Regions from separate parts of the Homo sapiens genome. Here region 2 is linked to region 1. Evidence: chromatin loops called from intact Hi-C (ENCODE). Cell type or tissue: heart right ventricle. All regions are shown on one strand. Each heading gives the region's core, and the rest is flanking DNA. Links, peaks and the distances in the headings are about the cores only. Region 1 has its middle 59 kb from the start of LINC01567. Region 2 overlaps LINC01567 (long intergenic non-protein coding RNA 1567).

Region 1 (16,271 bases), core at 5,347-13,346:
CAGGTGGGTACAATGATTGTTATTATGAATTTATAGATAGGGAAATTGAGGCTTGCAGAAGTACTTGCTCAATGCCACGAAGCTAGTATGATAATTCAAGGACAAGCAGGGATCTGATGATCCTAAGCTCATATAGTTCTTTTTTTTTTTGAAACTGGGTCTTGCTCTGTCTCCCAGGCTGGAATGCAGTGGTACAATCATAGCTCAGTGCAGCCTCAAATTCCCGGGCTCAAGTGATCCTCCCACCTCAACCTCCCAAGAAGCTGGCACTACAGGTATGCACCATCACACCTGGCTAAGTTTTTAATTTTTTATACAGCCTGGGTCTTGCTTTGTTGCCCAGGCTGGTCTCAAACTCCTGGGCTCAAATGATCTGCCCACCTTGGCCTCCCAAAGTGCTGAGATTACAGGTGTGAGCCACGGCACCTGGCCTATTGTCTAGTTCTGAATGTCCATACCATGATTCCTGCCCAGCTTCTCTGACATCTGCTCCTGCGGTCTCTCACACACACACCCTGTACAACTGACCTTTCCTCCCTGTACCCGTGGCTGTCTTGTTCCCCGTGTCAGGGACATTCTCTGACGTTCCTCTCCTTGTCATCCTGATGAACTTTCACTCACCCTTCATCTTCCAGTGCAAGAGTATTTTCTGTGAAGTTTTTCCTTCCACCTACATCCCAGGATTTTTACCTTGTCTGTAATGTAGCTAAAATTTTATTTCTTTCCATTCTCCAGACAAAAATGTGAACATGTCTAGAGTGACAGCTCAGTTATTAAGAATTACACTATGACAGAACATAATTTACTACATTGTATCTGATTGTTCCCTGCTCTATCATTAGTTGACTCTACTTATTGACTTATGCCTCAATGAACAGGCAATTTCTTACCTTCAAATGTTATTCTCAGGCAGTAGGGGAACAGAATTAATTCTTATTGCATCTATAATAGCAGCTACTTAAATTCATGACACAAAGAGAATACATTCTCTATTTTCCCTTCTCCAATTTAATCTCTGAGAGTGAGACCCACGATGATAATAGGTGAATTTTCTAAATTCACTAACTCCAAGCGATGCTGGGGATATTGTCTATGGATACTCAGAAAACAGCCCAATCAAGGCAGCAAGAATGTATCTTTAGTTCTCATGGCAATTAAGAAAGCTATAAATCAATCTGTTACATTCTCTTTGAAGAAAAAGTACAGAGTAGTGGTTTAGAGCAATGGTTTTAAAATTCTTTCGAAAATTCACTTCAGTGGTATGCATTTTAAGCCTGTATCTCTGCAAATGTGTGTATTTACTTATTATTTATAGCTTTTATATATGAACTACTGTACTATTCAGTATATTACAAAAACATTGGCCAGGAACCGTAGCTCACACCTGTAATCCTAGCACTTCGGGAGGCCGAGGTGGGTGGATCACTTGAGGCCCGGAGTTTGAGACTAGCCTGGCTAACATGGTGAAACCCCATCTCTACTTAAAAAAAAAAAATAGCCAGGTGTGGTGGCATGTGCCTGTGGTTCCAGCTACTCAAGGAGGCTGAGGTGGGAGGCTTGCTGCAGTGAGCCATGGTTGCGCCAGTGTACTCCAGCCGGGATGCCAGAGTGAGACCTTGTCTCAAAAAAAAAAAAAAAAAAAAAAAAAATTCATGAAATGGAAAGTAAAAGGAATGATATAAGGAATACATATAAATAGAGGTCCCATTGTTTTCCTTCTTCACCCTAATAGATCATCTTGTGTACTTGCTGGGTGATATAATCACACTGCTGTTGTCTACAGATCATTCACTAGGCAAGTCAACTACTTGGGGCCTCAGTTGTTTCACCGGTAAAATGGGAATCATAATTATATTTACACCATAAAGCTATGGGGATTAAAGTCATTCCACATTTATTTGACAAATAGTTGCTGAGAGCCTACCAGGAGTAGGGTACTGTTTAGAAAATAGGATATACCACTAGGTAAAATACCTAGCTCAGTGGCTGGCACATGCAAAGTGTTCAATTGATGTTTTCTGTAATTACTCCTAACAGAAGGTGGCTCAGTCACAGCCTTGAAAAAAGCATGGGCTGGGCGCAGTGGCTCACGCCAGTAACCCCAGCACTTTAGGAAGCTGATGCGGGCAGATCACTTGAGGCTGAGAGTTCAAGACCCAGTCTGGGCAACATGGCGAAACCCCATCTCTACAAAACAAACAAATAAACAAATAAAAAAACACAAAAATTAGCCGGGTGTGGTGCCGCACGCCTGTAATTCCAGCTACTAAGATGGCTGAGGCACGAGAATCGCTTGGACCTGGGAGGCAGAGGTTACGAGCTGAGATCATGCCACTGCATTCCAGCCTGGGCGATAGAGTGAGACTCTGTCTCAAAATAAATAAATAAAATAAAATAAAAAAATTAATTCAAATTAAGAGGCATAGATAAAATCAAATGTCTTCTACACATCTCCAGAACTGTGCAGGGGATAGGATGCCCTCCTCATCCGTGGATATGAACTGTTTCATTCTCAGCAGGCGTAGCTGAAGAACAGAGGAGAGATAACACAGCCTGGCTTGACCACTTACAAGGCACATGACTCTGGGTGAGTTATTTAGTCTCTCCATGCCTCAGTTTCCTCATCTCTGCAATGGGTATAATATCAATACCTACCTCCTGGGGTTGTTATGAGGATTACATGAGCTTTTAGTAATAACATACTTGACACAGGGTAAGTGCTATATAAGTTTGTTGTATAAATAATACAATTAATAAAAGAAGCATATTTCTTCATATTTGATCTGAGTCAAAAGGCCAAGAAGCAATAAAAGAAGCATAATTCTTAATCACACAATCACACTAGGCATTAGGATTATTAAATTATCTTGGCCAGGGGTGGTGGCTCATGCCTGTAACCCCAGCACTTTGGGAGGTTGAGGTGGGAGGATTGCCCAGGAGTTCAAGACCAGCCTGGGCAACGTAGTGAGACCCAGTCTTTACAAAAAATATTTTAAAAATTAGCCAAGTGTGGTGACATACACCTGTAGTCTCAGCTACTCAGGAGGCTGATGTGGGAGGATCACCTGAGCCCAGGAGTGGGAGGCTGGAGTGAGCTATGATTGCACCACTGCACTCCAGCCTGGGCAACAGAGTGGGACTCCATCCCCACAACCTGCCAAAAAAAAAAAAGATGCTCAAAAAAACTAATAGATAAATCTATAATTACAGTTAAAGATTTTGGCACATTTCTCTCTCTTACTGAGAAAACAAGCGCACACACAAAAGATCAAGAAGGTTACAGAAGACTTGCACAATATGATTAACAAGTTTGGCCTAACATATATAAAATTTTATACCCAACAATTGCAGAATACACATTTTGTTTTTTTGAGGTGGAGTCTCACTCTGTGGCCCAGGCTGGAGTGCAATGGCATGATCTCGGCTCACTGCAACCTCTGCCATCAGGGTTCAAGCGGTTCTCCTGCCTCAGGCTCCTGAGTAGCATGCACTACCATGTCCAGCTAATTTTTTGCATTTTTAGTAGAGACGGGGTTTCGCCATGTTGACCAGGCTGGTCTCGAACTCCTGACCTCAGGTGATCCACCCGCCTCTCAGCCTCCCAAAGTGCTGGGATTACAGGCATGAACCACCGCATCTGGCCATACACATTATTTTCAAGTGCATATGGAAGCTTTGCCCACACTGACCATATGCTGGGTCAAAAAGAGTCTCTTAACAAATATCAAAGAATAAAAACATATAGAGTATATTTTCTGACTGTTGTCAAGATAGAAATAACAGAATCTCATATTTTGCGTGGCTTCTGTGTTTATGAACATTAATAAATTTGTATGCCTTTTTCTCCTAAAAAATTAATAAGCAAAAGAGAACTACCTTCCCTTATGTATTTAGGAGTTAAGCAACAATACCTTTTAAACAATCTTCTTTTCTTCTTCTTCTTCTTCTTTTTTTTTTTTTTTTTTTGAGACAGCATCTCGCTGTGTCTCCCAGGCTGGAGTGCAGTGGCGCAACCTCAGCTCACTGCAACCTCTGCCTCCCGGGTTCAAGTGATTCTTGTGCCTCAGCCTCCTGAGTAGCTGGGATTACAGGTGTCCACCACCACGCCTGGCAAATTTTTGTATTTTTAGTAGAGACAGGTTTCACCATGTTGGCCAGACTCATCTAGAACTCCTGGGCTCAGGTAATCCTCCCATCTCAGTCTACTGAGTAGCTGGGACTACAGGCATGTGCCACTATGCCTGGCTAATTAAAAAGTAAATTTAGAGATAGGGTCTTGCTCCGTTGCCCAGGCTTGTTTCTAATTTCTGGCCTTAAGTAATCCTCCTGTCTTGGCCTCCTGAAGTGCTGGGATTACATTTGTGTTACCATACCTGGCTAATTAAATTAAAAAATTTAGAGCATGTAGGGGTATGTGTGTTGGGGGGTGGGTGGGTGGGTTACTTTTTATGTTGCCCAGGCTTGTCTCATACTCCTGGCCTCAAGGGATCCTCTTACCTCAGCTTCCTGAGTAGCTGGGATTACAGGCATGAGCCAGTACACCCAGCTACAACTTGAAACACATGCTCTGGGTTCTCAGTAAGCACTCTGCCCAGCAACCCTCTGCTCACTTTAGAATGTTCATTCCCCCTCTCCAAGATGATGATTTTATTCAGCGTCTCAGCAACATTCAACCCAGTTGGTCACTTTCTCCTTCCTGAAATATTCTGCCCTCTTGGCTTCATGAGCCCACACTCCGATTTCCCTCCTCTTTCCACCTCCTGCATGGATGCCTCCATTATCTGATTTCTAAATGGTGGGCAGCCTGGAGTTCTAGTCTCACTTCTCTTTGATTTCTCTCTTTACACTCTCTAAGTGATCTCAGCTGGTCTCCAAATTTACATATGAAGTCTAAACCTCTTTGAGCATATCCCACTGTCTAGGGTATATCTTTCTGGATGTCTCACGGGATCTCAAGTCTACTGGGCTCAGCACGGAATGGTTGACATCTTCCTGCCCTCTCCCCCAACAAAATACTCTTCTCCTCTCCTAGTCTTTCTTTCCATCTTAGTACATGGAATTATCAACCTGTGAGCCTTCTCTAATATGTGCCTTTCCTTCAATTACTCTATGTGATCCAGCAGCAAGACTTGTTATTTCTACCTCTTACACATTATTCTCATCTGTCCACTCCCTTTCCATCTCCCCTGCAATTAATTTATTTTAAAAATTACTTATTTATTTTTTTGAGACAGAGTCTCACTCTGTCACCCAGGCTGGAGTGCAGTGGGGAGATCTCAGCTCACTGCAACCTCCGCCTCCTGGGTTCAAGCAATTCTCTTGCCTCAGCCTCCTGAGTAGCTGACAGGTGCCGGTCACCATGCCTGGCTAATTTTTGTATTTTTAGTAGAGACGAGGTTTCACTGTGTTAGCCAGGCTGGTCGCGAACTCCTGACCTCAGTTGATCCACCTGCCTCGTTCTCCCAAAGTGCTGGGATTACAGGCGTAAGCCACCGTGCTGGTCCACTGCAATTACTTTAAATTAAATTGCCTTCCTTCTGTTTCCCAAATAAGCCCCAGGCTTCCTGCCTGGGGGCCTTTGCATGTGCTCTTGCCTTGCCTAGAACACTGAAGGCATTGAGTTCCATATGGCCCAAATTTCATTACGGGGAACAATCTCAAAAGACTCCAAGTCATTCCCAAAAAAATCCCGTGAGAAGAGATCTTATTTCACCACACCCACCTTCTAATCCATATCCAAAACAGACCCGTGCTTGTTCCAAGCAAAAAGCAAAGTCTGATAGATGATAGTTCTGAGGGTATCTCTAATCACAAAATTGGCCTCAAATTTCCTCTTGGCTTTCAGTTTCTCCCAATATTAGAGGGAGACAGTGTCCAGCTTATTAGCCTTTTGAATTCATGTAGTAGTCTGAGAAAAAGAGACACAATATTTTGTACCTCCACCCAACAAGTGGTATCTTTTTCCATCCTCTAACTCTGGGCTTGACTACGTAACTTGTCTAGGCCCACGGGGCCTCGCAAACACGATGCAAGCAAATGCTTGAACAATGCTTGTGTACTGGGGCTTCCCTTCTCTTGCTGCGTTTGGAACCCAGCTGTCATATGAAAGACTGGGCTAGCCCTCTAGCTAGGGAGACACGTGGCCTGGTCAATTTCAATTGCCCCTGCCAATCAGCAGACACCTGGGTGAGATCATCCACGAACAACCAACTCTGAACCAACCTGCCAGCAGACTATCTATACTGGCCATGAACCCAGGCCAGGACAGCAGCAGTGCCCAGATGATCCCAGCTGCCACTTCCAACTCACAGAGTTAGGAGTTATAAGTGATGGTTGTTTGAAGCCACTAAGCTTTGAGGTGGTCTGTAATGCAAGAAAAACTGATATACCTCTTGTGTTCATTTTTTCGTATTGCAAATCCAAGTATGCTCCTTCCCTACTTAAAATGCTTTAATAGGCTGGGCACAGTAGTTCATGCCTGTAGTCCCAGCACTTTGGGAAGCCAAGGCAGGCGGATCACCTGAGGTCAGGATTTTGAGACTAGCCTGGCCAACATGGCGAAACCACGTTTCTACTAAAAATACAAAAAAAAGAAAATTAGCTGGGCATGGTGGCAGACACTTGTAATCCCAGCTACTCAGGAGGCTGAGGTGGGAGAATTGCTTGAACCTGGGAGGCGGAGGTTGCAGTGACCCGAGATCGAACAACTGCACTCCAGCCTGGGCGACAGAGCAAGACTCTATCTCTAAATAAATAAGTAAATAAAATAAAATAAAATAAAATAAAATAAAATAAAATAAAATAAAATAAAATAAAATAAAATAAAATAAAATAAAATAAAATAAAATAAAATGCTTTAATAGTTGCTCATTGATCCCAGGATGAAATCCAAGTCATTAGCCAGGGCTTTGGAGCTCCACATAATCTGGATGGCCTCATCTAACACAGTCTGAAACATGCAATGTGTTTGGTCCACCAGCATTCTTGAGCCCTTGCCCTCCTCAAGGCCTTCACACACGCCACCTGGTTGACCCTTACCCCTCTCTCACACCCCAACTTAAAAATTGCATCATCAGAGAGGCCTCTTTTGACCAACTCTGTCCCCACTTTTATGCCCCCGCAACTGAAGTATGTCTTCAGTTATAGATTCCTTTTTTTTTTTTTTTTTTTTTTTTTGAGACAGAGTCTCACTCTGTCACCCAGGTTAGAGCGCAATGGTGCGATCTCGGCTCACTGCAAACTCTGCCTCCTTCCTGGGTCCAAGCAATTCTCCTGCCTCAGTCTCTGGAGTAGCTGGGACTACAGGTGTAAACTACCACTCCCGGCCTTCAGTTATATATTCTTATCATATCTTATTACCTTCCTTCTTAGCAAATGCCCCACTTTGAAACAATATATCATCTTGTGTGATGACTTAATAGCTGCCTTCCCCACTGGACTATAAACCCCATGAGAATAGAGTGTCTCTGTTTCGTTCACAAATGTAGCCCCAAACTTGCACAAACTGTCACATGGCAACTGTTGGACAGCTATTTTTTTTCTCTTTGAGACAGGGTCTCACTCTGTCACCCAGGCTGAGTGCAGTGGCGCAATCATGGCTCACTGCAGCCTCGACCTCCTGGGCTCAAGCTATCCTCCTCCTGAGTAGCTGGAACTACAAGTGCATGCCACCACACCTAGCTAATTTTTTTTTTTTTTTGTATTTTTTGTAGAGATGAGGTTTTGCCATGTTGCCCAGGCTGGTCTGGAACTCCTGGGTTCAAGCAATCCAGCCGCCTAGGCCCCACAAAGTGCTGGGATTACAGATATGAGCCACTGCGCCCAGCCTGGATAGCTTTCTTTCGAAGCTGTCTGGTGGTTAACTGTGTGGACGCTGGAGAAAACTGCTTGGGCTTAAATCCTAGCTCTATCACTTATTAGCTGAGTGCCCTTAAGCAAGTGACCTAATGAGCTGCTCCTTGCCTCAGTTTCTCCATCTTGGAAATGGAGATAGAAATAGCACCCTGTCATCGAGTCACTCGGCGGATTCTGCTCTGTCGTTGTTAAAAGTTTCTTGCCGAACAGACGTTGGTATAGCTCAGATGACAGTGAACCAAAAGCTTTTGACACAGCCACCATCTCCTTTCTCTGGGGCTACAGATACTGCCATGATTTAATTTAATTTTACTTTACTTTATTTTATTTCATTTTATTTTATTGAGATGGAGTCTTGATCTGTTGTCCAGGCTGGAGTTAAGTGGCATGATCTCGGCTCACTGCAACTTCTGCCTCCTGGGCTCAAGCGATTCTCGTGCCTCAGCCTCTCGAGTAGCTGGGATTACAGATGTGCACCACGATGCTTGGCTACTGTTTGTATTTTTAGTAGAGATGGGGTTTTCTCTATGTTGGCCAGGCTGGTCTCGAACTCCTGACCTCAGGTGATCTGCCTGCCTCAGCCTCCCAAAGTGCTGGGATTACAGGTGTGAGCCACTGTGTCCAGCCACTGCCATAATTTCACAATTCACATTTGGCTTCCCCATGGTTCAACTAATATATGTAATATATCTGCAAGACTTGTTATTTCTATCCCTTAAACATCATTCTAATCTGTCCTCTCCCTGTCCATCTCCACTGCAATTACATTGAACTAAATCGCTCACATGCTGCCTCATTCTGCAAAGGTGTGGCCTCAAACTCGGAGCCAGCTCTACGAGATGCCTCTCGATGCCCGAGCGCATCCAGCACTAGATTTTTTGCTCCTGCTTTGAGCCCTGGTTTCTCCCACAGAGAGTCAGACGTTTGGGGTCCGAGTGCCTTGTCTCCTGACTGCTGTAACTGTGCCTCCTATCACTTGATCATTCCCTTGCTGAGCTGGGGTGTGGAGCCAAGAAACCACCTCCCAGGAAACAGTTCTGATGGCCCCAAGCAATGTATCCATCTCCTTTAACACATATGTGCACGCACGTACACACAGCGGGAACTGGGCATTCTACACTGTCTTAGTGAAAAAAGAATTTTTTTTAGAAGGTACATTTCCAATCACCAAGTCCTTAGAAGCTGTTCTTTCAGGCTCTGGCCAGAAAGGACAAAAATCTAGGTATCCAGAAAAATAATTTTAAAAAGCGAGGTTAGAGGATGAGAGGAACTCCTAAGAAAAATCAGTGGGAGACAGAAAGGTATGTGAATAAAAAAGAAAATCCAGCTGGACTCAGGGGTTGATGCCTGTAATCCCAGCTCTTTCGGAGGCCAAGGCGGGGAGATCACCGGAGGTCAGGAGTTCGAAACCAGCCTGGCCAACATGGTGAAACCCCATCTCTACTAAAAATACAAAAAAATTAGACGGGTGTGGCGGTGGGCGCCTCTAATCCCAGCTATTCGGGAGGCTGAGACAGGAGAATCGCTTGAACCCGGAAGGCAGAGGTTGCAGCGAGCCGAGATTGCGCCACTGCACTCCAGCCTGGGCGACGGAGCGAGATTCTGTCATAAATAAATAAATAAATAAATCTGAGGGCAGGGGGTGGAAAGGGGGAAGGTGAGAGGTGAGAGAGGTTAGGAGGAGTAAGATAGAGAGAGGAGAGGCTCGGAATAAGATGGGCTGGGAAGGGAGAGGGAGGACAGCGAAGGAGAAGCTCCTTCCACCCCAGCAGAGCCAGCGCAGCGCTGCTCCTTAGGAAGGCTGCGTCTGTTTGGCAGGGCCCGAGAGCCGCAGCTCCCCAGAGCCGGCAGGCACTTCCCTTCCAACGGGCCCAGCGAGGGTGCCCTGCGCATGCTAATGAGGCAGTTGAGGAAAGCTTCGCAGATAATTGCTGAAAGTGTGCAGTAACTTACCAGGCTGGGAGTCAGTGGGCTGCAAAATGATGGGGCACCGCTCCTGGGGGCCCCCAGCAGAGGGGCCTGGTCTCCAGGTACCCGGCGCTCACAGGTTAGTGGCTGCAAGACGACGGGTTTTCCATTCAGTCAGGCACTGAACCCAGCGATGGGGAGAGCCAGACCAAAGGCAAAGGAGAGGAGGGGAACCTGCTTGTGTTTTTGTATTAAATTGTTTTTGAACCCACGTAGCCCTGGGAGTCACATGCCGCCTCCAACATCACCGGAGCCATCACATGATACAGGTCCCCCATCATGTGATGAGACAAATCTGCCTAACTTCAGTCCCCCACCCCCAGCCCCCGCTCACAGACTGACAGATAAAGTGCTTCTGGGGGACCCCCCGCCCCCTACCCCCAGTCAGTGACAGAGGGAGGGACGCAGATGGAGAACCCTCAGAGCCCATGCAACGCGAAGACCTTGATGAATAGTTAATATGCCTTTCTCTCTCCTCCTAAGCTATTGCGACTTGGAGCGGTGCCAGCCTCATTTGAATTCCAGCCTTTGTGAATAACTCAAGTGTCGCCGCTGTTGCTCCAGCAATTGCAGGGCGTTTGAGCTCACACCATCCCGCCTCGTTCTAGAAGCCCAACTCGGCTGCCTCCCCTCCCCACAGCTTCCAAGCCTCCTCACGGGGCAGTGGCAGTGGGGGTTGGAGGTGGGGAGACTGGAGCTGCAGAAGGGGAGACCACTCCAGCTGAACCTTCTAGTCCCTCCACCCCCCAGCTGCAGTAGGAGTCAGGTGGGGCCCCGACTGGGTATCTGATTAGGCGATTAGGCTGCCTCTGTTCTACTTAGTGATCATAGCTCTGTTCTCTCTGCAGATATTTCCCTTCTGTCTCTCTCTCTCTCTCTCTCTCTGTCTCTCTCTCTCTCTGTCTCTCTCTCTCTCTCTCTCTGTCTCTCTCTCTCATACATATGTACATCTCTCCATTTCTTCCCTTAATGAGGATACAGTTAAATCGACTGAAAAATCAGCTGGGTTTGGCGGGGTGCAGTGGCTTACACCTGTAATCCCAGCATTTTGGGAGGCCAAGGTGAGTGGATCACCTGAGGTCAGGAGTTCTAAGACCAGCCTGGCCAACATGGTGAAACCCCATCTCTACTAAAAATATAAAAAATTAGCTGGGCATGGTGGCACACACCTGTAATCGCAGCTACTTGAGAGGCTGAGGCAGGAGAATTGCTTGAACCCAGAGGTGGAGGTTGCAGAGCAAGATTCTGTCTCAAAAAAAAAAAAAATCGGTTAAGTTTGTTTCTTCCCATTGTAGTAACCTCCTTTGCTCATGTTTTCATTCACTCGATCTTTTATTAAACAAATATTTTTGTAGAGCACCTAACATGCTGCAGGTCTCGTACTAGGCACTGAGAAAGATGGAAGGGAGGGAAGACATGTTAAAGAAATGCATAAAGCCACATCTCTGTTCTTGAGGTGCCTGTCGTCTGTTAAAGGCAACAGAATCATAAACAGATCTGGCAGATGCAAAATTCCAGAGTCACACAAACTCAAGTGTGCAAAGATGTGAATCCTCTATTTGTCTAAACCTGAACTTCACTTCTACCTCCCGCCCCACTCCCCTATTCTGCCCAATATAGGAAACTGCATCTCATCACTTTCAAATAAACTCAGACACCTGGGTGACTTTTCTCTGCTTCAGATTTACAGTAAGTCAAGTTAAAGATTTTTTTTTCTTGTTGCCTTTCTTTCTTCTCCCTACTATTGATACTAAGCACTGATGCTCACTCGAATAATCAAACAAGTAAACAAATTGTGCAGACTGCTTTCCTTTGTAGATAGATAGTATGATTTGCTGGCACTCTGCAGGTGGGGGCCTTTTTGAGCAAAGAAGAATTGTGGTGTTTTTGTTTTGTTTTGTTTTGACGGAGTCTCGCTCTGTTGCCCAGGCTGGAGTGCAGTGGCACAATCTTGGCTAACTGTAATCCCAGCTACTCAGGAGGCTGAGGCAGGAGAATCTCTTGAACTCGGGAGGCAGAGGTTGCAGTGAGCTGAGATCGTGCAGCTGCACTCCAACCTGGGCAACAGAGCAAGACTCTGTCTAAAAACAAACAAACAAACTCTGCACAATTTGTTTACTTCTTTGATTATTCGAGTGAGCATCAGATCTTAGTATCAATGGTAGGGAGAAGAAAGGCAACAAGAAAAAAAAATCTTTAACTTGACTTATTGTAAATCTGAAGCAGAGAAAAGTCACCCAGGTGTCTGAGTTTATTTGAAAGTGATGAGATGAAAAAAAAAAAAAAAAAGTAGCAAAGTAGCAAAAAGTAGCAAAAGGTGGCAAGCAAAAAGGACTTCTTCCTTACAGACCTCTCTCAGCCACTGTGCCTGGCCCACCTTTTGCTCCTCTGATGTAGTCATGGGAGGCAGCCATCATGTGACGATGAGGTGAAAAATCTTCACTGACATTCTGGGGATGGCAGAGTGGAAGGACAGAAAAACATAAGTTCTCAATAGAAGTGAGTTGCCAAACTGACCCTGGGACCACCTATGTTAGAAAAATCAAGCATCTTTATGGTTGATTTTTTGTATTTCATCACTTGTGATTGGAGCTCATCCTAACTGAAACAGCACCCATGGAATTTGGCAGTTGCTCCAGTTACCAATGGTTTTTGAAGAACAGCATCTGTAAAGCTGTGGAGGTGCAAGTCTGATGATAATAGGTTAAGAAGTAATCTTAATCATGCACAGTGGTGCAAGCCCATAGTCCCAGCTACTCCAGGAGACTGAGGCAGAAGGAGCACTTGGACCCGGGAGTTCCAGATCAGCCTGGGCAGCATAGCGAGACCCTCTCTCCAAAACAAACAAACAAACAAAAAACAAAAAAGAAGTAACTGGAAACATTCCATTTCTGACAATATGGGGGACCAAATATGAAAGACAAAATAATCATAAAGAAATTCTGGATAAAATAACCAACATTCTTTTAAGTGTGTAGCTGAGCCCTCAGAAAGAAAGAAGGGAGTGCCGGGACAGAAGCAGCAGTGCGGCCGCCACCACCATGGCACTGCAGGCTGATCGACAAGGCTGCAGAAGACGTGAGGAAGCTGCCAACAAGACCAGATGAGGGGTCGGGCGCAGTGGCTTACGCCTGTAATCCCAACACTTTGGGAGGCTGAGGTGGGTGGATCATCTGAGGTCAGGAGTTCGAGCTTGGCCAACATGGCGAAACCCCGTCTCTACTGAAAATGCAAAAATTAGCCGCAGGTGGTGGCGGGCGCCTGTAATCCCAGCTACACGGGAGGCTGAGGCAGCCGAATCGCTTGAACCCGGCAGGCAGAAGTTGCAGTGAGCCGAGATCGTGCCACTGCACTCCAGCCTGGGGGACAGAGCGAGACTCCATCTCAAAAAAAAAAAAAAAAAAAAAAAAAAAAAAAAAAAAAAAGCAGATAATAAAGAACTGAAAAAACTCGATGGACTTTACAAACAAGCTATAATTGGAGACATTAATATTGAGTATCTGGGAATGCTGGACTTTAAAGGGCAAGGCCAAATGCGCAGCATGGACCCTCCAAAAAAGGTTGTCAAAGGAAGATGCAACGAGTGTCTCTATTTCTAAGGCAAAAGAGCCGATAGAAAAATAGGACATTTAGAATACAGTGTATGAGAAATTTTTCCAGCCAGTTGCAGTGACTCACACCTGTAATCCCAAAACTTTGGGAGGCCAAAGTGGGCGGATCACTTGAGGTCGAGTTTGAGACCAGCCTGGGCAGCATGGTGAAACCCCGTCTCTACCAAAAATATAAAAATTAGCCGGCCATGGTGCATGCCCGTAATCCCAGTTACTTGTGAGGCTGAGGCACAAGAATCACTTGAACCCGGGACGCGGAGGCTGCAGTGAGCCGAGATGGCATCACTGCACTCCAGCCTGGGCAACAAAGCAAGACTCTGTCTCAAAAAAGAATACAGTGTATGAGAAAGTTTTCCTTTTGAAGCCTTGATAATGCTCTCATGACCTAACATTTAGAGGGAGAGAGGCACTGTTCACTCTAGGTATCATGTATATATTTGCTATTAGCAAGAATTGTAGTAACAGGAGTATGCTGAAACTACATAGTTCACTAAATTGTGCTTGCTTAAACCAGGTGTCCTTAAATGTTCTTTTAGAAAAGTATTTGATTTTTTATTTTTGTAGATTTAGGGGGTACAAGTGTAGTTTTGTCACGTGGATATATTATATAGTGGCAGTCTGGGCTTTTAGTGTGCCCATCACCCAAATAGTGTACATTGTACCCAAAAGGTAATTTCTCATTCCTCAGCCCCTCCCACCCTCCCACCTTTTCAAGTCTTCAGTGTCTCTTATTCCACACTCCATGATCCTGTGTACACACTGTTTAACTCCCACTTGTAAGTGGGAATGGGTGGTGTTTGACTTTCTGTTTCTGAGTTATTTGCACTTAAAATAATGGCCTCCAGTTCCACCCATGTGGATACATAAAATCAAATAAATAAATAAATAAAATCAAACATGATTTTATTCTTTTTTTATGTCTGACTGGTATCCCATCATGTACCATCTTTTCTTTATCCAGTCACCCATGGATGGACATTGGATTGATTCCAGGTCTTTGTTATTGTGAACTGTGCTGTGATAGGCATACAAGTGCAGGTATCTTTTGGATACAACGATTTCTTTTCCTTTGGGTGGATACCCAGTGGTGGGATTGCTGGGTAGAATGATAGTTCTATTTTTCGTTCTTTGTGAAATCTCCATGCTGTTTGTCATAGAGGTTGTACTGATTTGCATTCCCACCAATAGTGTGTGAGCGTTCCCTTTTTTCCGCATCCTCGCCAACATCTGTTGGTTTTTGACTATTTAGAAAGTCTTGCCCTGGTAGTATGTACACAGACTTTAACAATTATTTCTTCTTTTGGCTCATCTGTTCTCCTACAAGGAGTTGGTGTTACTGGTATAATAAAAACAGGTTATTAATTTAAAAAAAGGGCCAGGTACAGTGGCTCACATCTGTAATCCCAGCACTTTGGGAGGCCAAGGTGGGGAGATCACTTGAGGCCAGGAGTTCGAGACCAGCCTGGCCAACATGGCAAAACCCCATCTCTACTAAAATTACAAAAATGCCAGGTGTGATGGCATGTGCCTGTAATATCAGCTACTCAGGAGGCTGAGGCAAGAGAATTGCTTGAAACGGGGGAAGGCAGAGGTTGCAGTGAGCAGAGATCATGCCGCTGCACTCCAACCTGGGAGACACAGCGAGACCATCTAAAAAAATTAATAATAATAATTTTTAAAAAGGGAAGAAAAAACCCCAGAAAACTAGAGAGCTAGGCATACGAGTTAACGCTGTATCCACCCTGGGGATTTAGTGCTTGGCAGGGACATGGCAGCCTTGGGAGGCTGGGTTGCAACTCCAAGCAGGTACAGGAGACAAAGTCTTGTGCCTGGGAGTGGAAACTTCCACATCAGCTTGGGACTCTTAAAAGTGCTGTATCCTCAGTGAAAATGTGCATGGTGGTAAATTTTATGTGTCACATTGACTAGCCACGGGGTGCCCAGATTAAACATTATTTCTAGATGTGTCTGTGAGAATGTTTCTGGATGAGATTAACATTTCAGTGGATGGACTCAGTAGAGAACATTGCCCACTTCAATGTGGGTGGAAATCATTCAATCTCAATGGAACAAAAGGGTTATCTGTGGTGGAGGAAGGAGGTGGAAGAAGGAGGAAATTTCCCCTTTTGCTTCCTGCCTGCCTTCTTGAGCTGGAACACCTCATCTCATCTTGTCCAGCCTCTGGACTGGGATTTACACCATTGGCTACCCTGGTTCTTAAGCTTTCAGACTTGGACCAAATTACACCCCAAGTTTCCCTGGATCTCCAGCTTGCAGAGAGCAGACTTGTGAGACTTCAGAGCCTCTATAATTGCATGAGCCAATTCCTCAGGATAAATCAATCTCTTTCTCTCATGCTGATTCTACTTCTTTGGAGAACCCTAACTAATACATGGTGAAACAAACAAACAAAAAAAGATCACCTTTAAGCCCAGAGAAACACGGAAGCTTGTGTGACTTGACCTGAATTCTGGGTCAAGGCAAAAAAAATACTCCCATGATAATTAATAACCAAGGCCTGTTCTCAAGTGGTTTTGATGTCTGAACATACATTACTTTTATGGCCCTGGAATACCAAAAATAAGAAATAACATAGAAAGAGAGGAGCCTCAGAGAGGCAAATATAAAAGTGATCTAGAGGTAAGTTCACTAAGCCCAGACCTCACAGAGTTCCCACAGATTATGTTCCCATTGCAGATGAGTTTATAATCCAAAATTATAAAACATGTTATAAATTACAAAGCACTAGGAGACAGAAGAAAGTGCAGGATTAGACTCCTATAAATTTCATATAATAAAATAATTGGATGGAGATTATTAATAAAACTTTATGCTTAA
Region 2 (16,271 bases), core at 3,278-11,277, 52 kb before region 1:
AAAAAAAAAAAAAAAAAAAAAGTAGCTGCCTCATAGGGTCATAACGAGAACAAAATGAGTGGATGCATATAGCATTAAGCCTAATACTTGGCTCATATAATGAACCCAGTAAATGGTTGCTATTATTACTATAACAACTACTTCTATTACTGTTGGTGCTACTATTACTATTACTACTCTTACTACTAAAACAAGTACTGTTATTCCTCCTCCTGCCAGCACCATGGGGATTACACAATTCAGCTGAGGACAGGATGATGAATCACTGGCGACTCAGTCCTCTCCCACGAATGGTACTGGAGTGCTTGAATTTGCCAGCACTTTTGTAAGGAGCTGGGAGCAAAGGCTGAGAAGACACAGTCACTGCCCAGACACAGTCACTGCCCTCATAGACTGTGAATCTAGTGTCCAACAAAGGCATGACTCAACAAACAACCAGGGAATCCTATGGGAGCTATAGGATTTTTTTTTTTTTGAGACAGAGTCTTGCTTGTTGCCCAGGCTGGAGTGCAGTGTTGCAATCTGAGCTCACTGCAGCCTCTGCCTCCTGGGCTCAAGTGATCCTCCCACCTCAGCCTCCTGAGTAGCTGGGACTACAGGGGCACGCTGCCACACTCAGCTAATATTTAAATTTTTTGTAGAGACTATGTTGCTCAGGCTGGTCTCGAATTCCTGGGCTGAAGCAGTCCACCCAACTCAGTCTCCCAAACTGCTGGGATTATAAGTGTGAATGCCCCGCCAGGATTTTTATTAGAAGAGATTGTACAGATGATCTATTTCAGGATTTTCCCAAACTCATCCCTCAAGTTTCCCCTCTCTATTTTAGTCCTGAGTACCACTCACATTGTTATTTATTTAAGGCTTTATTTCTCTTTAAATTGATCCCCCTTTCATTGGTCAAATAAATGTGGTTTGAAGAAATCTGGATCGCACTGTGGAAAATGTGAAATTAGCATCACTTGCCATGAAAAAAAAAACCCATAAAAATAAAAACAACGAGACTAATTGTGTCGTCGCATTCCAGCTAATACCCTTTTCCTGTTGAACTTTCAGAGACTCAGGCTCACTCTGTTCAAAGGGAGGTTGGCAAGGCTCAGAGAGGTGTTAAAGGCACACTAGCACAAAATGAAACTTTTTCCTTTTTAATCAGAAGTGCTGCAAAGCAACCAAAGGAAGAATGACTTTCTCACTGAGTAATTCAATGACATCAAATGTTCCATGTTCTTTCCCATCTAAGGTCATGGCTGGCCTTAATTAAGGGTGAATAATTACCTCTTCTCAGAGGGGGCGGGAAAGGCAGGGTAAGAAGTAGGCCCTAGAGCAGACTGCATCTCTGCTGAGTCTAATTGTTCCGGTGGCCAATGCCAGGTGGAAAGCATGGCCTTGGTGATAAAAATGGAGGCAAGCGTGATGCCAGTTTCAGACTGCTTAAGTAGTTCAGAGGCACTGAAGCCCAGTGGGGGAAGTCGGGTAGAGCCGAGGGACTGGCCCAGATCATGAAGGCTTTGTAAATTGCACTTATTCACTGAGTAAAGTGCAAGCGCTGAAATATACATATACATATATATATGTAATTTATTTTTCTTTTCTTTTCTTTTTTTCTTTTTCTTTTTTTTTTGAGATGGAGTTTTGCTTTTGTTGCCCAGACTGGAGTGCAATGGCATGATCTTGGCTTGGCACAATCTTGGCTCACCGCAACCTCCACCTCCTGGGTTCAATCAATTCTCCTGCCTCAGCCTCTCAAGTAGCTGGGATTACAGGCATGCGCCACCACGCCTGGCTAATTTTTGTACTTTTAGTAGAGAGGGGGTTTCACCATGTTGGTCAGGCTGGTCTTGAACTCCCGACCTCAGGTGATACTCCAGCCTCAGCCTCCCAAAATGCTGGGATTACAGGCGTGAGCCACCATACCCAGCCTATATATATGTAATGTTTTAAGACACAGGGTCTTGCTCTGTTGCCATGACTGGAGTGCAGTGGTGCAATCCTAGCTCCCTGCAGCCTCAAAATTCTGGGCCCAAGAGATTCTGCTGCCTCAGCCTTCTGAGTACCTGGGACTATGGGCATGTGCCATCACGCCCAGCTAACTCAAAAAATTTTCTTGGTATGTTGCCCAGGCTGGTCTTGAACTCCTGGCCTCAAGTCATCCTCCTGCCTCAGCCTCCCAAAGTGCTGGGATTACAGGTGTGAGCTACCATGCCCAACATACTGAAATATATTAAACAGTGGAACGATATGACAACAATAATAGCTATCATTAGTAGTGCACTAACTATGCGCTAGTCATTGAATCTTCATAACAACTGGGGGGTAGGTAATACTATTTCTATTCTACAGATGAGAAAACTGAGGCTTAATGAGGTTCAGTACTTTTCCCAGATGTGGTAGATTGACCACAGTTCTCCTCCCCTCCCTGTCTGTCACATTGTGGTCACTTTACTAAGTGACTTTGCAGCTCCTCTTATTAAGAGAGAAATCCGTTTTCCTGCCTACTGGCCTTATGATCTACTTGGACCACAATAGTGCAGCAGATGGCATGATGGGTCAGTTCTGAGTCTGGGCCTCAAGAGGCCTTGTCAGTTTCCTGGGAATACTTTGGGATCCCTGTTGTTGCCATGTGCAGGGGGCCAGGCCTGTCTTCTGCAGGATGAGAGGAGTCCATTTGTCCTAGCTGAGGCCCAGGCACGGGACAGAGCCCAGCCAAGGTCAGCAGAGCCACCACTCCAGCCAGCAGCTGATCACAGATACATCAAAAAGTCCAGATGAGACCAGAAAAACCACCCTCACTGACCAATGGACTCATAAGCAGTAAAGAGTGGTGTTCTTTTTATTTTTACTTATTTATTTGAGATGGAGTCTTGCTCTGTCACCCAGGCTGGAGTGCAGTGGCATGATCTTGGCTCACTGTAACTTCCACCTCCTGGGTTCAAGCAATTCTCCTGTTTCAGCCTCCTGAGTAGCTGGGGCTACAGGCACGTGCCACTGCGCCCTGCTAATTTTTGTATTTTTAGTAGAGATGGTGTTTCGTCATATCGGCCAGGCTGCTCTCGAACTCCTGATCCCAAATGATCCACCCGCCTCAGCCTCCCAAAATGCTGGGATTACAGGTGTGAGCCACCATGCCCAGCCAAGAGTGGTGTTTTTTTAAGCAATTAAGTTTTGGAGTGCCTTCGGTTAGTAAAAACTAACTAGACAACCAAGATAAGCCAGTGAGTAAATGTTGGAGTTGAGATTTTTTCCAGCTGTCACCACTGCCCCTGCCCCTGCCATATGTATATATATATATATATATATTTTTTTTTTTTTTTTTTTTTTTTTTTTTTCTCTAAGACAGGGTCTTGCTCTGTCATCTGGGCTGGAGTGCAGTGCCAATAGCTCATTGGCAGCCTTGACCTCTGGGGCTCAAGTGATCTTTCCACCTCAACCTCCTGAGTAGCTGGGACCACAGGCATGTGTCACAATGCCCATCTAATTTTTTTTTTTTTTTTTTTGAGACGGAGTCTTGCTCTGTTCCCAGGCTGGAGTGCAGTGGCGCGATCTCGACTCACTGCAAGCTCTGCCTCCCGGGTTCATGCCATTCTCCTGCTTCAGCCTCCCAAGTAGCTGGGACTACAGGCACCTGCCACCACGCCTGGCTAATTTTTTCTTTTGTATTTTTAGTAGAGATGGGGTTTCACTGTGTTAGCCAGGATGGTTTCAATCTCCTGACCTCGTGATCCACCCGCCTTGGCCTCCCAAAGTACTGGGATTACAGGCATGAGCCACTGCTCCTGGCTGCCCATCTAATTTTTAAAATTTTGTAGAGATGGGGTCTTGCTATGCTGCCCCAGCTGGTCTCAAACTTCTGACTTTAAGCCATCCTTCCACCTCAGCCTCCCAAAGTGCTGAGATTACAGGCGTGATCCACCGCTCCTGGCACACTTATTCTCTTGAACATCATTTCTCACAAACACTCAGAAGGTTTCCCATTTATGCTGGCATGTACCATTTCTTCAGTACAACCACTCACAACTTTCCACTGAAAAGGAACCTCAATCAGCTGCCCCGCACCACCACCAACACCTCACAAAGATTTGATTGATATGCTAGCAGAGCATAGACAGACGAGTTGCAGGGAAAGATTTGTCCCTGCAAGCAAATTTTCCACAAGTGACAACTTCAATAATTCTTGCAAGGCAGTAGTTCTCAACCAGAGGAGATTTTGACCAGCTAGGACTGGTCAATTGACAATGTCTGGAGACATTTTTTATTGTCATAACTGGGAAGGGAGTGCTACTAGACTATAGTGGGGTAAAGGCCAGGGATACTGCCAAAGAAACATCCTACAATCTACCAAACAGCCTCTCAGAACAAAGAATTATCCTACCCAAAATGTGAATAGTGCTGAGGTTGAGAAACTATTTTAAGGTAATATGGAACAAGACTATTGTTATGACTGTGAAGAAAACACCTTGGAGCAGTGGGTCTTGACCCTGGCTACACATTAGATTCACCCAATGAGTTAAAAGGCAATGAAAACCTAATGCTCTGCCCTGATTCTCTGAGTCTTTGACTCAACTGGGATGGGGCCATTTACCAATTCTTTCCAGGCTGAATGTGGTGGCTCATGCCTGTAATCCCAGCGCTTTAGGAGACAAAGGCAGGAAGACTGCTTGAGGTCAGGAGTTTAAGACCAGCCTGGGCAACATAGCAAGATCCCGTGTCTATAAGAAAAATTAAAAAAAAATTAGCCAGTTTTAAAAACATGAGCTTGTAGTCCCAGCTACTCGAGAGGCTGAGGTGGGAGGATGGCTTGAGCCCAGGAGTTCAAGGCTGCAGTGAGCTATGATTGCACGAACCACTGCACTCCAGGCTAGGCAACAGAGTGAGACCTTGTCTCTAACATAAATAAACAAACAAATAAATAAATAAGTTAGTTTGTCCTTCCTCCTCATCAGATCAGCCTCTCCACTTCAAATCCTGCCCCTCTGATGTTAGAATCTGGCTGCAACCATCCCGTGATTCTGTGGAGCCTCGTGCCTTACTTCTGCTGGCTTCTGTCTGTCGTCACTTCCGTTCTCCACCACCCTGGCCTCAATCAAACACGTTTTCTCTGATGCAAAACTCGACCTTCATTTACAGAAAGGTTTCTGGGATTTCTTATAGGTTTTGTGTGTGTGTGTGTGTGTGTGTGTGTGTGTGTGTGTGTGTGTGATTTGGGGATTACTGCAAGGCACCCTATACACAAGAGTCTTCTGATCTCTCCCTACTTTATTTTTTATTTTATTATTTGGAGACATAAATAATAAATAATAAATAATAAATTTATTATTAATAAATATATTTATTAATAATATATATTTATATTTATTATATTTTAAAATAAATATATTTAAAATATTTAAATAAATTAAAATATATTATTAAAAATATATTATATTTTAAAAATATATATATTATATTTATTATATATTATTATATTTATTTTTATTATATTTATATTTATATTTATTATATTTAAAAATAAAATATATTATTTTTATTATATTCATATTTATTAAATTTATAAATTTAATAAATTTATAATATGAATTTATTAAATTAATAATACATAATAAATATTGTTATTTATTTATTATTTGGAATTTTATTATTATTTGGGTCACACTCTGTCCCCCACACTGGAGTGCAGTGGCATGATCTCAGCTCACTGCAATCTCCGTCTCCAAGGTGCAACGATTCTCCTGCCTCAGCCTCCCGAATAGCTGGGATCACAGGTGAGCGCCACCATGCTCAGCTAATTTTTGTATTTTTAGTAGAGATGGGGTTTCGCCGTGTTGGCCAGGCTGGTCTCAAACTCCTGATCTCAGGTGATCCACCCGCCTCTGCTTCCACCTCCCAAAGTGCTGGGATTACAGGTATGAGCCACCACTCCCAGCCTCCTTACCTTCATTTCCCCTTCTCTTCTGTTCACTACAGGGTTATCTCAAGAGGCTTGGGATGGTTAAACCCTGCACATCTCAGAGGAAGGACTGGCTCTTCACCTGTTCCTGCAGGATAACTGCTAACGGCTTAAAATATTCTGCCTGATAAGAGGGCTTCTGTATATCTGGGGCCTTGGGCCATGCCGGGTAGTTGATGCTAACAACATGATTTATGGTGGGTGCCTGCGGTCATGCTGTATCAGCCTGACCTCTGGAGGGGCTGGACACTGGGTAACTGATCCCCAAGAAAAGCCATGGACACTAAGGCTCAGGTGAGTTCCCCTGGTTGGCAGTGTTTTGCGTGTGTTGTCACACATCATTGCTGGGAGACTTAAGCACTGCACATATGACTATCTAGGAGGGTACAGCTGCAAGCTCCTGCCTGGATTCTGCCCTGAGCACCTTTTTCCTTTGCTGATTTTGTTTATCTATTTATTTATTTTTGAGATGGAGTCTCACTCTGTCACCAAGGTTGGAGTGCGGTGGCTGGATCTCGGCTCATTGCAACCTCCACCTCCCAGGTTCACGTGATTCTTCTGCTTCAGCCTCCCAAGGAGCTGGGATTACAGGTGCCAACCACCATGCCTGGCTAATTCTTATATGTTAGTAGAGACGGGGTTTTGCCATGTTGGCCAGGCTGGTCTCGAACTCCTGAGCTCAAGTGACAAGGCCGCCGGCCTCGACCTCCCAAAGTGCTGGGATTACAGGCATGAGCCACCGCGCCTGGCCCCTTTGCTGATTTTTAATCCGCATCCTTCCACTGTGTTAAGCTGTAACTGTGAATACAACAGCTTTTTTGAGTTCTGCGATTCTTTGCAGCAAATCGTCATACCTGAGCGTGTCTTGGGGACTCCCCGACACATCTTCCCACTCCCTCTTCTGTTTTCTCACTTCCTCTGGAGTAAACTGAAAGAGGCCCCTGCTTGCCTCTTGCAAGGCAGTTCTGAACACACTGAGATCATTTGTGATCTCATATCCTCTTCTAAGCAATTCATCAAGAAATTTCTTTCAAATAAACCCAGTGCTCTTCATGGAGGTGATGCTGATGAAAATGACTTTCTCCAGCTTATTACACGTTTGCAGAAGCTCCTGTTTAAGAGTTTGAGCATGTATGTGTGTGTGCATATACACCAGCACACACATGCATGCCCACAGCTGTCATGCCTTCACCAGAACCAGGACGAGGAGTTATTCTATTGCCAGAATTGAAGAACCATTTCCACATATTGTAAGGTCAGTGAAAGTACAATGAAAAATACACCTGCTAGCATGCCTATGCATGGCCTCTCTGCAAATAAGATGAAGGTCCCTTCACCACCTGCTTGCACTGCTAATGGCCCTGTAGATTCCACTGGATGGATTTGTAATTTTCTCAACCATTTCCCCTAATGCTGGATATTTGGGTTATTTCCAACATTTTTACGCTTCCAAATAAGGCACCCATAATGATTCTTGCAGAGTAATCATTAGGCTCTTCTATAATTATCTAATTATCCTTTTTTTTTTGTTTTTTTCTGAGGCAGGGTCTTGCTCTGACACCCAGGCTGGAGTACAGCGGCACGATCATGGCTCACTGCAGCCTCAGCCTCCCACGCTCAAGTGATTCCACAGTCTCAGCCTCCTGTGTAGCTGGGATCACAGGTGTGCGCCACCACGCCTGGCTAACTTTTTGTACTTTTTATAGAGACGGGGAGTTTTTTTGTATTTTTTTAAATAGAGACGATGTCTCACCATGTTGCTTAGGCTGTTCTGGAACTTCTGGACTCCAGTAATCCTCCTGCCTCAGCCTCCCAAGGTGCTGAGACTATAGGCATGAGCCACCGTGCCCAGCCATATAATTATCTTAAGATAAATTTCTATACATGGAATTTTTATACGTGGAATTTCTATACATGAATTAAAGAGCACAGATTTTTGTATGTTGGTTGCTTGGTTTTTAGAGGCAGTATCTCACTCCATTGCCCAGGTTGGAGTGCAGTGGTGCAATCATAGCTCACCGCACCACTGAATTCCTGGGCTCTAGGAGTCCTCCTTCCTCAGCCTCCTAAGCAACTAGGACTACAGAGTACATATGTTTTTAAGATCTTTGATATCTTATACCTTTTGGGGACTGTATCAGTTAAAAACTCTACCAGTACTGTAGAAACATGATCGTGTCTCTGTTTCCTTGCCACACTGGGCATTAATTACTTGATCCATTAATGAGTTAATTGCACCCTCAATAAGAGTATGGTAAAGTGTGACACATTTACACTACAGAATATTATGCTGTAAAGAATAAGGATGTAGGCCAGGTGAGGTGGCTCATGCCTGTAATCCCAGCACTTTGGGAGGCCGAGGCGGGCGGATGACGATGTGAAGAGATCGAGACCATCCTGGCCAACATGTTGAAACCCCGTCTCTACTAACAGTACAAAAATTAGCTGGGTGTGGTGGCAGGTGCCTGTAATTCCAGCTACTCGGGAGGCTGAGGCAGAAGAATCGCTTGAACCTGGGAGGCGGAGGTTGCAGTGAGCCAAAATGGCGCTACTGCACTCCAGACCGGGGACAGAGTGAGACTCTGTCTCCAAAACAAAACAAAACAAAACAAAGCAATTTAAAGAGAAAGACTTTTAGGTGAGGTCAAAAAGGCAAAACCTGACTTTGGTTGAAAACAAAAAAAATATGCCATACAGTTTCTTAGGAAAACTGAAATTAAAAGTATAAGCAAAGACATACCTTACCCAGTGATATTATGGACTTGAGAGACTCAGAAGGGGAAGGGTGGGAGGGAGGCTAAGGGTAAAAAACTGAACATTAGGTACAATGTACACTCCTCCTTTGACAGGCGCACTAAAATCTCAGAATTCATCGCTACATAATTCATCCACATAACAAAAAGCCACCTGTACCCCTAAAGCTATTGAAAAAAAATTTTTCTTAAAGACATACCAGATAAAGGTTAAGAAGAAGAAAGCTGGGCAGGGCGTGGTGGCTCACGCCTGTAATCCCAGCACTTTGGGAGGCCGAGATGGGTGGATCACGAGGTCAGGAGATCGAGACCATCCTGGCTTACACGGTGAAACCCCGTCTCTACTAAAAATACAAAAAATTAGCCTGGCGTGGTGGCGGGCACCTGTAGTCCCAGCTACTCGGGAGGCTGAGGCAGGAGAATGGCGTGAACCCGGGAGGCGGAGCTTGCAGTGAGCCGAGATCGCTCCACTACACTCCAGCCTGGGCGACAGAGCGAGACTCCGTCTCAAAAAAAAAAAAAAAAAAAAGAAAAAAAAAAGAAAAAAGAAAAAGAAAGCTGAATTCATGATATTAATATCAGACAATGTTGAATCTAAGGTTAAGGGAGGCAACCTAGACAAATGGGGGCATTTTATAATGACAAAGGGCACTAAGAGTTAGGCTAAAGCTTCAATGTGAGAACACAACAGAAAATGGCATCAAACTTGCACACGCATGTTTATAGCAGCACAATTCACACTATTCACAACTGCAAAAATGTGGAATCAACCCAAATGCCCATCAATCAACGAGTGGATTAAAAATCTGATATATATATATATGAATGATGGAATACTACTCAGCCATAAAAAGGAATGAACTAATGGCATTCGCAGCAACCTGAATGGGATTGGAGACTATTAGTCGAAGTGAAGTAACTCAGGAATGGAAAACCAAACATCGTATGTTCTCACTCATAAGTGGGAGCTAAGCTATGAGGATGCAAAGGCATAAGAATGACACAAGGGACTTTGGGGACTCAGGGGGACAGGGTAGGAAGGGGGTGAGGGATAAAGGTCTACAAACTGGGTTCAGTGTATACTGCTTGGGTGATGGCTGCACCAAAATCTCACGCATCACCACTAAAGAACTTACTCATGTAACCAAACACTACCTGTTCCCCCCAAAACCTACAGAAATAAAAAGTTAAAAAAATAAAATAAAATAAAATGGCATCAAAATAATTACAGCATCAGCTTCCAACAGACACCAAGACTAACATATGACTATAGCTCACCTCTCCCAGCTTGCAGTAGATAAAAAAATTAAAAATAAAAATTTAGAGGATCTCAATGTATATTTAATAAGGCCGACTTTGTAGTTTATGTCGAATACTATGCACTAATAATAGAGGATACATCTTTTATGTGCCTATGGAATTTTCATGGTAATAGATGATGTATCAGGCCATGAAGAAAATCTTAACAAAATTCAAAATGGAGAAAGAGTAGAGACCACTTTCTAGTCACAGTACAAGAAAGATAGGGCTGGGTGTGATAGCTCATGCCTGTAATCCCAGCATTTTGGGAGGCCAAGACAGGAGGATTGCTTGAGCCCAGGAGTTTGAGACCAGCCTGGACAACATAGCAAGACCCTGTCTCTACAAATAATACAAACATTATCCTGGCATAGTGGTGCACACCTGTAGTTCCAGCTACTTGGGAGGCTGAAGGAGGAGGATTGCTTGAGCCCAGGGGACAGAGGCTGCCGTGAGCCATGTTTGTACCACTGCAGCCAGTCTGGGTAACAGAGCAAGACCAACAAAATTGGAAGGGGAAAATTCTACCACCCACCACTTGGTAAAAGGGAGCGTTTTTTGAGGGCACGAGGAGAGAGACACAGAGACAGACAGATCAAAGAAAAAATTTAAACCCAAATTTCTCAACATCTTGAATAACAAAATGAAATTAATACATAGCAAAACCTCTGTCCTATGACTAAAACTGGATTGTTAAGTAGAACAGAGCCCTAAACAAAGGCATAAGTAGAGAAGGACAAAGAAAGTAAGTGAGTTTAGTATTCACTCAAAGAAGTTAGAAAAACAACAAATTATTCTAAGAAATAAGAAGGAATAAAATAATAAATGGGCGAATTAGAAAATAAAATAATGGTGGGGTGCAATGGGTCCTACTGCAAAGTGCCTGTAATCCCAGCACTTTGGGAGACTGAGGCGGGTGGATTGCTTGAGCTCAGGAGTTCAAGACCAGCCTGGGCAACATGGCAAAACTCCAACTCTACAAAAAATACAAAAATTAGCCGGGTGTGGTAGCGCACGCCTATAGTCCCAGCTACTTGGGAGGCTGAGGTGGGAGGATCGCTTGAGTAAGGGAGGCAGAGGTTGCAGTGAGCAATGATCTGCACTGCACTCCAGCCTGAGTGACAGAGTGAGACCCTGACTCAAAACAAAAAAAAAGAAAAAGAAAAGAAAATACACAAAAAAATAGAATTAATTAATGTAAGAGCAAACTCTTTGGGGTGAGTTGGTTAGAGTAAAATAAATAATTGAAAAGTCAACTAATCAGGAAAAAAAGAGGAAGAAAGCTCAAAAACACAACATTAGAAACAGGGTGGGTGGGGCTCTGTGGCTCATACCTGTAATCCCAGCACTTTGGGAGGCCGAGGTAGATCACTTGAGGTCAGGAGTTCAAGACCAGCCTGGCCAACATGGTGAAACCCTGTCTCTACTAAAAATACAAAAATTAGCTGGTTATGGTGGCACATGCCTGTAATCCCAGCTACTTGGGAGGTAGAGGCAGGAGAATTGCTCGAATTGGGAAGGCAGAGGTTGCAGTGAGCCAAGACCGTGCCACTGCACCCCAGTCTAGGGGACAGAGTGAGTGAGACTCTGCCTCAAAAACAAACAAACAAACACAAAGAAACAGAGTGGAGGAAATATCATAACAAAGAGGAAATGAAATGGCTTTGTACCTTGCAAAACTGTGCAATGAAATTTGAAAATCTGAATGAAGTAGATTATTTTCTAGAAAAATGTAACTAATTGTCCACAGTTTTAGAACTCTGAAATAAAACAGCAAGCAGAAACAAAACTGTAAATGTTAACCAGCTTCCCACCCCAAATTCACCAGACCCACAGGAGTTTTAGATAAAGTCTTCCAAATAGCCAAGAAATAAGCAATTCTGCTTCTATATAAATTGTATCCAGGCACGGAGAAATAAAAGATGTTCATACTTTTTGTCAAAGCCACATCAAAACCTGAAAATCATGTCACAAAGAACAACTATATAACAAAACTCACTTATGAATATCTTATCTTAAATAAGATAGTACCAAAGAAAACCCAGCATATTTTAGGAATGTAGGAAATGCTGTTTTAGGAAATCTACTAGTAAGCAACATTCACCATATAACTTGGCTTAAAAAAAAAAGTGGCATAAAATTATCTCAAAAATGCAATGTTATTAGCATAGAATTGACAAAATATTCTCTTACAGCTTTCTAAGTCTCCACTGCATTTTTGGCTAAACTCCATTTTTTATTTCCATTTTTTTTTTTTTTTTGAGATGGAGCTTTGCTCTGTCGCCCAAGCTGGAGTGCAGTGGCACGATCTCAGCTCACTGCAACCTCTGCCTCCTGGGTTCAAACGATTCTCCTGCCTCAGCCTTCCAAATAGCTGGGATTACAGGTGCGTGCCATCATGGCTGGTTACTTTTTGTATTTTAATGGAAACGGGGTTTCACCATGTTGGCCAGGCTGGTCTTGAACTCCTGACCTGAAGTGATCCACCCGCCTCGGCCTCCCAAAGTGCTGGGATTACAGGCATGAGCCGCCTGCCCGGCCTTTATTTCCAAACTTTGAAATATGTGCTCTATTTTCCTTGATAAGTCTCTCTAGAGGTTTTGTTTGTTTGTTTCTTTGTTTGTTTGTTTTTTTTTTTTTTTTTTTTTTTTTGAGATAGGGTCTCACTCTGTTACCCAGGCTGTAGTGCAGTGGTGTGACCATTGCTCACTGTAGCCTTGACCTCCCAGGCTCAATCAATCCTTCTGCCTCAGTCTCCCAAGTAAGTAGCTGGGAACACAGTCATGCACCACCATGCCTGGCTAATTTTTGTATTTTTTGTAGAAGATAGCGTCTTGCTATGTCTCCCAGGCCGTTCTCCAACTTCTGGGGTCAAGTGATTCTTTTGCCTTGGCCTCCCAAAGTGCTGGGATTACAGGTGTAAGCCACCATGCCCCGCCTCTCTAGAGTTTTATTTTATTGATCTTATCAAAGACCCAGGTCATGGTTTTATTTAACATTTATTTCTATTATTTGTTTCAGTAATGTCTGCTTTTATTAGGTTTGATTCTGTCTACCTGCTACTTTGGGTCATTTTGTTCTTTTTCATACTTCTTTTATGTGAAACATTTTATTTTTAAAATTCTTTCTTAATAGAAACACTTAACATAACAATTTTGCCTCTGATTACAGGGTTGTTTACATCTTATCAGTTTTGAAAGGTAGGGTTCCTTTTGTTGTTTTGTACATAAACAGAAGCTGCCATTTTAATTTCCTCTTTCCCCCAAAATAATTTCTATAAATGATTTTTAAAAGTTCTAAATATTTTGCCCTTTTTGTTAACCTGGTGTTATTTATTTATAGTTTGTTTTTAACAGATAATTTGACTTGTGCAATTTCTGCCTTTGGAATTTTTTTAAGTTTTTATTTGGCCTGATATATTATCATTTTAAATATATGTTCTATGTATTTTTGAAAAGCATATGTACTTCTTTTTCTCTCTCTCTCTCTTTTTTTTTTTTTTTGAGATGGAGTCTCGCTCTGTTGCCCAGGCTGGAGTGCAGTGGCACGATCTTGGCTCACTGCAACCTCCGCCTCCCGGGTTCAAGCGATTCTCCTTCCTCAGCCTCCTGTGTAGCTGGGATTACAGGCATGCGCCACCATGCCCAGCTAATTTTTTTTTGTATTTTTAGTAGAGACGGGGTTTTGCCATGTTGGCCAGGCTGGTTTCGAACTCCTGACCTCAGGTGATCCACCTGCCTTGGCCTCCCAAAGTGCTGGGATTACAGGCCTGAGCCACCACGCCCGGCCTCATTTTTCTTTTCTTTTCTTTTCTTTTTTTTTTTTTTTGAGACAAGGTCTTGTTCTGTCACCCTGGCTAGAGTGCAGTGGTAGTGCATGGCTCACTGCAGCCTCCATTTCCCAGGCTCAGGTGATCCTCCTGCCTCAGCCTCCTGAGTAGCTGGGACCACAGGCACTCACCACCATGCCTGGCTAATTTTTAAAAATTTTTTGTAAAGACAAGGGTCTCCGTAGGTTGCCCAGGCTGGTCTCAAACTCCTGGCCTCAAGTGATCCTCCTGCCTTGGCCTCTCAAACTGTTGGGATTACAGGTGTGAGCCAGGGCACCAGGCCTATATTTCTTGCTATGTATCTATTATCTAACATTTATTAATTCTGTTATTTAAATCCTGTTTCTTTTGTATTTTGTTCGTTCAGACTGAGAATAGTTTGTTAATCTTTAGCTCAATTTTAGTTTTGTCAACAATTCTTATATTTCTACCGAAATACTCTTTTTTTTTTGAGACAGAATTTCACTCTTGTCGCCCAGGCTGGAGTGCAGTGGCACGATCTTGGCTCACCGCAACCTCCGCCTCCCAGGTTCAAGCAATTCTTCTACTTCAGCCTCCCGAGTAGCTGGGATTACAGACATGTGCCACCACGCCTGGCTAACTTTTGTATTTTTAGTAGAGACGGGGTTTCACCATGTTGGCCAGGATGGTCTCGAACTCCTGACCTCAGGTGATCCACACGCCTTGGCCTCCCAAAGTGCTGGGATTACAGGCATGAGCCACCATGCTTGGCCAGGAATAACTCTTAAAAGACTGTTCCCCTTATCTAAGGCCTATAATAAAAATAAATGGCGATTATAGTGAAAATACTTTAAAACCACAAAGCAGAATTTCATGTTTTTTGACAAAATCTTTTTTTCTATCAGTGTTCCCCCCCGCCTTTCAAATTTTTTTTTTGAGACAGGATCTTGTTGTGTCACCTAGACTAGAGTGCAGTGGCACGATCACTTCTCACTATAGCCTCTACCTCCTGGGCTCAGGTGTTCCTCCCATCTCAGCCTCCTGAGTAGCTGGGAACACAGGCGTCTGCCACCATGCCCAGCTAAATTTTTGTATTTTTTGTAGCGATGGGGTTCTGTCATGTTGCCCGGGCTAGTCTTGAACTCCTGGGCTCAAGTGATCCACCCACCTTGGGCTCCCAAAGTGCTGGGATTACAAGCGTGAGACACTGTGCCCAGCCTTTTCTTTACCTCATAGATGATCATAAATGTTTTTATCTTTGGGAGAAATTATACCATCTACCGTGAAATAATATTCTGTCCAGAATGTTTTTGGTTATGTGTCTGATTTTGTCCAAAATTGGTGAGTTTTAGGTTAAAATTAGTAATTTAGTAAAATTACTGAAATTTACTTTAAATTACAGGTGATTCTTTTCTGTTGTTGTGTGTTTTTTTATTTTTTATTTTTTATTAATTTTTTTTTGAGAAGAAGTCTCACTCTGTCACCCAGGCTGGAGTGCAGTGGTGCGATCTCATCTCATTGCAACCTCCGCCTCCTGGGTTTAAGTGATTCTCCTGCCTCAGCCTCTGGAGTAGCTGGTACTACAGGTGCATGCCACAGACATTAGCACCATGCTTGGCGAATTTTTGTATTTTTAAAGTATAGACGGGGTTTCACCATGTTGGTCAGACTGGTCTCGAATTCCTGATGTCAGGTGATCCGCCCGCCTTGGCTTCCCAAAGTGCTGGGATTACAGGCGTGAGTCACCGTACCTGGTCTACAGGTGATTCTTATAGGGACTATTACTAAAAATTTTCTGCAAATCATAAAGCTATATCAAGGTGTTGAGCTTAGCCATTAAGCACAGTGTAATCATTCATTGAGCCTGTCCAGTTTGATTATGCATTCTGGCATTTTGTAAGCTGCTCTGCCTAGCAATATATAGATTCATTTAATATGTTAACATTGGCTAATAAGCCAAGTGCAGTGGGTCACACCTGTAATCCCAGCATTTTAGGAGTTCAAGGCAGGAGGATTGCTTGAGGCCAGGAATTTGAGTGCACCAAATTTGAGTGCACATGGCAGCCTGGGTAACATATTGAGACCCCATCTCTGCAAAACATTAAAAAATTAGCTGGGTGTGGTGGCTATGCCTGTGGTTCCAGCTACTTGGGAGGCTGAGGTGAAAGGATCACTTGATCCTGGGAGGTGGATGCTGCAGTGGGCTATGATTGCGCCACTGCACCCCGGCCTGGGCCACAGAGAAAGTCTTGGTCTGCCCCTGCCAAAAAAAGTTAATAATTTTCTTTCTAAGATCTCAGCTCAAAGTATTATCTCTTCAGAGAGGTCTTCAATCTAAAGTACAGTCCTTTAGTCTAAAGTAATGCCTATCACGTTAACTAGGCTTCTTTTTTTTTTTTTTGATAGAGTCTCGCTCTCTCACTCTAGGCTGGAATACAGTGGTGCCATCTCTGTTCACTGCAACCTGCACATCCTGGGATCCAGTGAT

Evidence for each region. Peaks named below come from ENCODE experiments on the same cell type or tissue, not always from the same donor. Only the 100,000 strongest peaks of a DNase experiment are listed, where the experiment ranks them.
Region 2: a loop joins it to region 1, with 3 times the contacts of the local background. A loop is called at or near these places in 5 of 110 quality-filtered maps.

Annotation. Positions count from the first base shown.
Region 1 is chr16:24,604,021-24,620,291 of GRCh38, reverse strand. It overlaps the pseudogene LOC107984829 and a transcript of TNRC6A not described here. Among named protein-coding and RNA genes, the nearest start is that of LINC01567, 59 kb to the left of the region's middle. In heart right ventricle, for the core only: no CTCF peak of the experiment used is centred there; a DNase peak (open chromatin) is centred at 10,321; H3K4me3 peaks cover 1,191 bases; H3K27me3 peaks cover 2,798 bases.
Region 2 is chr16:24,653,692-24,669,962 of GRCh38, reverse strand. LINC01567 (long intergenic non-protein coding RNA 1567) reads left to right here. Exons shown (of 3, transcript NR_122072.1): 2 at 4,938-5,125; 3 at 5,959-8,541. It also overlaps a transcript of TNRC6A not described here. Among named protein-coding and RNA genes, the nearest start is that of LINC01567, 9.2 kb to the left of the region's middle. RefSeq lists an enhancer at 6,930-7,159. In heart right ventricle, for the core only: no CTCF peak of the experiment used is centred there; no DNase peak of the experiment used is centred there.